Linked DNA regions of Mus musculus: region 1 is linked to region 2. The links are chromatin contacts, found by Hi-C or POLR2A ChIA-PET in ENCODE. All regions are on one chromosome and are shown on one strand. The core of a region is the stretch at or near the end of the contact, and the rest is flanking DNA. Distances in the headings are between cores, read along the strand shown.

Region 1 (3,132 bases), core at 241-2,740, 39 kb after region 2:
ATGGAGTTCCAACTGTTTCAGAACAAACTCTTCTGTTTTCTCCAAGGTTCAGCCTTTGCCTTTCATCTACTTGGCCAGTGAGGCTGCTCACAGGGCCTGTGGAGATGGTGCCTGGGGGCTTGCTTTCTCTGCTTTCCTTAAGTTTCCTCTTCCCTTCCTTACTGGGGAAGTTTTGGATTTTGTCTTGGATTTTGCCTTTCGTTCATGGATGGATCTCAAGGCCCTAGAACAATGTTTGGCTTGCAACAGCCATTATTAAAAAACTATCGAATCAAATAGCCATGCAGGGCCTAAGGGGGCTGTCCAAAGAAGCTAGAGTATTCTCAGCTTTCTCTCATTTTTAGGGATGGGGCCTATTTGATCTAGTTCAAACTGTTTACAGACATCTGGGTCCCATTTCTGTGACTTCAGGTTTCTCAGGCCAAACTTCTGAGCTGGCTGACTCACAGGTTTCCCTTGTGCAGGAGGTGTTTGGCTGGGACCAGGACTCCTGTTCCCAGCCACCCCAGGTTTGACTGGACTCCTGTCTGCTCTATCAATTCTTCCAAATGGAACTCTAGGCCATTCTGCCCTCAAGGATTTTCATTTCCTCTGTCTTCCTTTTTCACCTAAGGGAAGCTGCCTTTACTGTGTGTCACCAGAACTTTCCATTCTCCGAAGAGGGAACATTGAGTTGTGTTCTGCCTCATCAGCCCTTCATTGTCAGCCATAGCTGTCCCCTGCCCCGAAACGACTCTTGCCTGTTCCCCACTGGGTGCAGGCCAGGCGAGGGACGGAGGCATGTCAGTGAGGGGTGGACGTGGGGCCCGGCTGAGAAGGGCATGAGGTTAGGGAATGATGAACTGGCGATTATAACGAGTTGTTGACCTAATAGGGGCCAAAGCCTGCTATGGGGGCGCAGCGGACCGAAGCGGAGTTGAAGAGGCGCGGAGAGCTGAGTTGAGAGGCGTTAGGGAGGAGTTAGCTCCAGGGCTACGAAAAGGTGCGGGTGGATTTCCGTCTTGGATGCAGTGCCTAAGGCGAGGTCCAAGCCAAGAGGCTCCGGAGGATTAGGGCGGGGTAAGAGATGTTAAGGGCGGGGTCAGGACCAAATAGAGGATCAAGGCGTTGTTGACAGCGAATCCGCACCGGGCTTAAGTCCGGGTTAGTGAAGTGCTGAGAAGTGAGAAAGAACGGTGCTGAGGGCGGGATTGGGGTGGTGTTGAGAGAAGGGTCGGAGGCTTTGGCCGTGGTGGGGTGCGGGCGGTGCTCGGAGAAGGATCGGGGAGGTGAGAAGCTTAGAGGGAGTGCTGGGGGGTCGGGACTGTACTGACAGGCTAGGAGGTGTTGGTTATGGGAGGGGGAGACTGGGCGGTCCTGGGGGCGGGACCCAGAGGCGGAGTGGCGGGAGATGGGCGGTGCTGGGGATCAGGGAGGCTCGCCCCGCCCTGAAGGCGGCGCACGAGCGGGCCTGAGGTAGCCGTGGGCCGGCACGGCACCGACGGCTGGCAGAGAGCTGCGGAGGGCCGGGCGGTGCGCTCCCGGGCGGAGCCGAGTCCTCGGGGCTCCGGAGCGGAGCGGGGCGGGGCGGAGCGGGACGGTCGATCGGTCCGCCGTGCAGCTCGTTCAGGTGCCGCCGCCGCTCCACGTAGCCCGGCGGCGGGCCGGCTAGGGCACACGGACCTCGGCCCGCGGCTGTCCTTAGCCCAAGCCGGGCCCTTGCGTCCCAGGACTCCCGCGGAGCCATGGCGGGCCCTGGCCCGGGAGATCAGGACGAACACTACGATTTCCTGTTCAAGCTGGTGTTAGTGGGCGACGCGAGCGTGGGCAAGACGTGCGTGGTGCAGCGCTTCAAGACCGGCGCCTTCTCGGCGCGTCAGGGCAGCACCATCGGTGTCGACTTCACCATGAAGACGCTGGAGATCCAGGGCAAGCGGGTCAAGGTGGGAGGCGGCGCGGCCCGCTGCTTTGCTCCCGGCGGGCGGTTCGCGGCCAGTCCTTCGGCTTCCCCTTCTTTCAGAACGGGCTTGGGCCTTGATGTCCGTGCTGGGTTCAGGTCCGAAAGCACCACCTTGGGCTCTGGGAGTGGTGACAGTGGGCGGCCAGAGCGTGGAGGAGGAAGCCTGCACCCCACTCCCGCCCCCCCGTCTCTCAGCCTGGGGACTCCTTCGAAACAACTTGCGGTGGAAGGCAACCTGCGGGCCGTTCCGTGAGCGCCACGCATGCCGGGACAGACCCTTCCCTGCGCGGCCCTCTGGGGAGCACTCAGCCAAATAACGACATCCCCGTGACCGGGAGGGACCAGGAAGTAGTGGCTGCTAGGACCGGAGGTCCAAAAGTTTTTGTCAGAATTTCCTCCCTGGCCACGCCTCCCCGCGGTCTCTTTTATGGACCCGGTGGTGGAACTCCACTCCACCAGGGCCAGCGCGGAGTTGGGGTGGGGGTGGGGGGCCTCCCCGACTAAGGGTTGATAGAAACCGAAAACTTCATCACAGATACCGGAAGGTGGGGGAGAGAAGCAAACTTTGGCAATGACCCCAGCAGAAACAGCAGGATGTGGTTGTCACAATGTCCTGGCAATGATTTGATAAATAATATTTGTGATGAATGAAATCAAGTTTCTTAACCTAGGTGTCTGTCCTCCCTAAAAAAAAAAAAAAGGTAGCATCCTGGACAGGACACAGCGCTGTTCTTGTGCACAGAGGCTCTTAGTAACTTTCCTGATTTCCACCCTGCAGAAATCCTTTGCCGTTTTTCACGGTTTCTGGTTCACAAGGATCTTCAAGACAGCTTTAAAGAGAACTGGGTGGGGGCAGTCTTGTGTTTTCAGACGTGAAGCCCGAGGATGGGAGTCTTTTGACCCTGTTGCTGGTGTGGCTCGCTGCTCATTTGGGTGGCTGTAGGCCTGTTCTCTGTTGCCCTTGGCTGGAATACTTTGTTCTTTGTTTCTATAAAGTTGGGATAATTTCTGGGTGTTGCCTCTCTCCTGTCCCATAGTGTAGAAAAAAAAAAAAAAAGCAAGTCAACAATCATTGTTTTTATGACCACTGTGCCTCTAGAGATTTGCTTGCAACGTTTTAAACGGTCTTTTGGGTGTCTTTTGGGTTTCAGTGTATTTTGGTTTCCTTGAGGTGGAAAAGGGCCAAGAGCAGG
Region 2 (2,700 bases), core at 30-2,529:
TGTTAGTAGGATATAGGTGTTGGGAACTGAATTCTGGTTCTCTTCAATAGCAGCATGTGTTGTTGCTGGTGTTTTTTTTTTTTTTTTGTTTTTTGTTTTTGTTTTTTTTTGCTTATTTTGAGACTGGGTCTGACTATGGTTGAACATTTTGTTCTTCTGTTGAAATGGAATCTAGAGTCTTGTGCGAGACAAATGCTCTTCTAAACCATATCTACAGCCCAAAGGTCTTACTATGTAGCTATGGCTGACCTGGGACTTGTTATGTAGATTAGATGAACTTGGACTGACAAGAGATCCTACTGCCTCTACTTCTCAAGTGCAAGCGACTAAAGGTATGCACCACCACGCCTGGCTGCTCTCAACTTCTAAGTCATTTCTGCAGGCCCATGTGTAAGTTTAAAGAGTAAGTCGCTAGCGGAAACTAAAATCTAGACAAATTTTAGTACTTTTTAGAACTCAAGAGACTTGAGATTTCCAGATTCTTCATGTTTGTATTAAAAAAATCATTAAAACGGGACAGAGTTCTAGAATGCTTTAGTTTATATAGAAATTGTCTTCAGGGTGTGTGGTAACGCTAGGGAATCAAACCCAGGACTTACAGGAAAAATTTATCTTCTGCTTTGAGGACCTATGACTACACACACAATCTATTTTGGAGACACCATGAAATGCAAACGACGGTCACTCCTGAATGGGGCAGCCCAGGCAATAACTTTCTTGGCCTCCTCTCATCCACAAATCCTAGGGATGTCATTCATTATGGGTCACAAGAAGTGTTGTGACACAAATCACCTGTCACCATCTTCAACCTCATTAGGCATTTTCATTTGGGGCTATTGCAAGCCAGGGGCACTAGCAGCGCGCTGTCGGTTTATACCCAGGAAACACAAAACCCAAACGCATCTCATGGACCGTAACGGTAGCCACAGCCGCTTCTATGATCAGGCCACTAAGACCTTCCCCCAAACCTAAGTGTGTGTGTATTGGAACCTGGTCTGCTTCTGAGCCCCACCAGGCTTAGGGGAGGCCGGGCAGGGGGAGATTGGCTCCCGCAAGCTGCGACCACTGCCCGGATCAGCCCCGTAGGCTGGAGAGAACCAGCAAAGGTTCGAGGGACGAACTGCTAGTAGGAAAGCAGCGAACCACTCATCGTAGACACGGAACCCAGGTACGGGCGGGAAGGCCGCGAGCGCTGCGGGCCGGAAGAGGCTGGGCGTGGAGCAGTCCGCCCCGCCCCTGCCGCCCTCGCGCGAGGCCGCGCTCCCAGCGGGCGATTCTGATTGGCTGGCCTGGCTTCCTGCGCTGATTGGATCCGTGGGCGAGGCGGAGGAGAGCCGTGCGCAGCGGCGTGTGTGGGGCCGTGTGCAGACCCGCGTGTGGCGCAGGCAAGGACCCTGAAAATAAACAGCCGCTGCTTTGCGAGTCGCCTTCTTGGTTCTTCGTCCGAGTCTCCTCCGCTGTGGGCAGCTCAGACGCCGAAGGTGAGAGGCGAGGGTGTAGCCTGCGCAACGGAGGTGGCGGGGTTGGTGCGGCCGAGACGGACGGAGGGCCGGAACTGCGAGGCGCGATGGCGGCCGCACCTCGGCCTGCGCCCTGCTGCGTCAGGCGCGGGGCTCGGCCCGAGCGGCGTCTCGGCTCCAGTTTCTGGCCCGCCGTACTGTGGCGGGCGTCCTGTCCGTCCTGCGGCGCTGGCACTAGGGCTGGAGCGTGGGGCCCTCTCTTGGCCCCGAGGGCCACGCAGGCCTCATCCGTGTGGCGACGAGGCCCGGCGCCCTTGGGGCCGAGGCGAGGAGAGTCGCGCGCGGGCCTAGCGCCGAGGGCCAGTGTGGCGGGAACTCCTGGAACGGGGCGGTGTGGCGGGGGCGAGAGCCTGGTCGAGGTGGAGGTCCCCAGGCCGAGCGCCCGGTGGAGGCCTGGCGGGCCATGTGCCAGCGGCTGCGGGGCCTCAGGACCTGGCCTGTGACGAAGCCCGCGCACGCCGCTGTAAGGCTTGGGAGTCTGGATTCGGTTCTCTGTACTGGCGACCTTTATTCAAACTCCTGATTTCTTGTAGTTCGTATTCTTAAGCAGCTTATTCGACATCGTTAGTCAAAAGAAACCACCTTTCCCTGGATCGATGAGAGTCAAGTCTTAGGTCCCTCACCCCCCCCCCCCCTTTTTTTTTTTAATGGAGCGGGAACCGGGTGGATAGGACCCGTAGGTTGTCAGGCCTTTAAGGCCATCAGGGTGGCAGAAGTCCTTGCCAATATTTCTCGGATTAAATGGATATAAATTACAAGAAAGCCTCGGAAGTAGAGTTGGCAAAGATCAATCTAGATTTTTCATTACCGTGAAAACCTGTTTTAGGACGGTTTAATCGTTCTCACTTGGGTTTAGGTGTTGATTTTATAGGTGAAGCCTTTTGCCTGTTGCCACATGTCAAGCACATGGCCTCGGCCACCAGGCACTTTCAGAGGAAGTGACTACATCTGGGGTGGGGGTGGGGGTCTTGGAAAAGGAGACATTGCACAGCAATCGGCTGGTTAGGTTTTTGCAATATTCTTGAAGACACAAAATAGACAAGAAACCACGACACTCAATCTGACTGCATTAAAGTAAAAGGGAATTAAGTTATATCCCCAATTTACCCCCAGATGTAGTTTTATGTGATAAAAATTACCATTTCCTGTTGCTTGACCCAATTCTGGAGAGACTTATGAC

What was found. A loop is a pair of places that touch in the nucleus more often than their neighbours do. ChIA-PET counts read pairs that join two places held with the same protein, here RNA polymerase II (POLR2A).
Region 1: a map of heart shows a loop between it and region 2 (3-fold over the local background). The contact joins the promoter of Rab43 here to the promoter of Cnbp in region 2. A Hi-C loop is called at or near these places in 2 of 37 maps with a recorded cell type or tissue (both heart). POLR2A ChIA-PET finds 5 or more read pairs at or near these places in 2 of 5 experiments (Patski and embryonic stem cell).

What each region holds. Positions count from the first base shown.
Region 1 is chr6:87,810,137-87,813,268 of GRCm38, reverse strand. It overlaps Rab43 (RAB43, member RAS oncogene family), which reads left to right and starts at 1,490. Exons shown (of 3, transcript NM_001039394.1): 1 at 1,490-1,922. The coding sequence starts at 1,725.
Region 2 is chr6:87,849,685-87,852,384 of GRCm38, reverse strand. Cnbp (cellular nucleic acid binding protein) reads left to right here and starts at 1,279. Exons shown (of 5, transcript NM_001347325.1): 1 at 1,279-1,481. It overlaps Gm44064, which reads right to left. Exons shown (of 2, transcript XM_030255689.1): 2 at 72-2,025. The coding sequence ends at 1,147.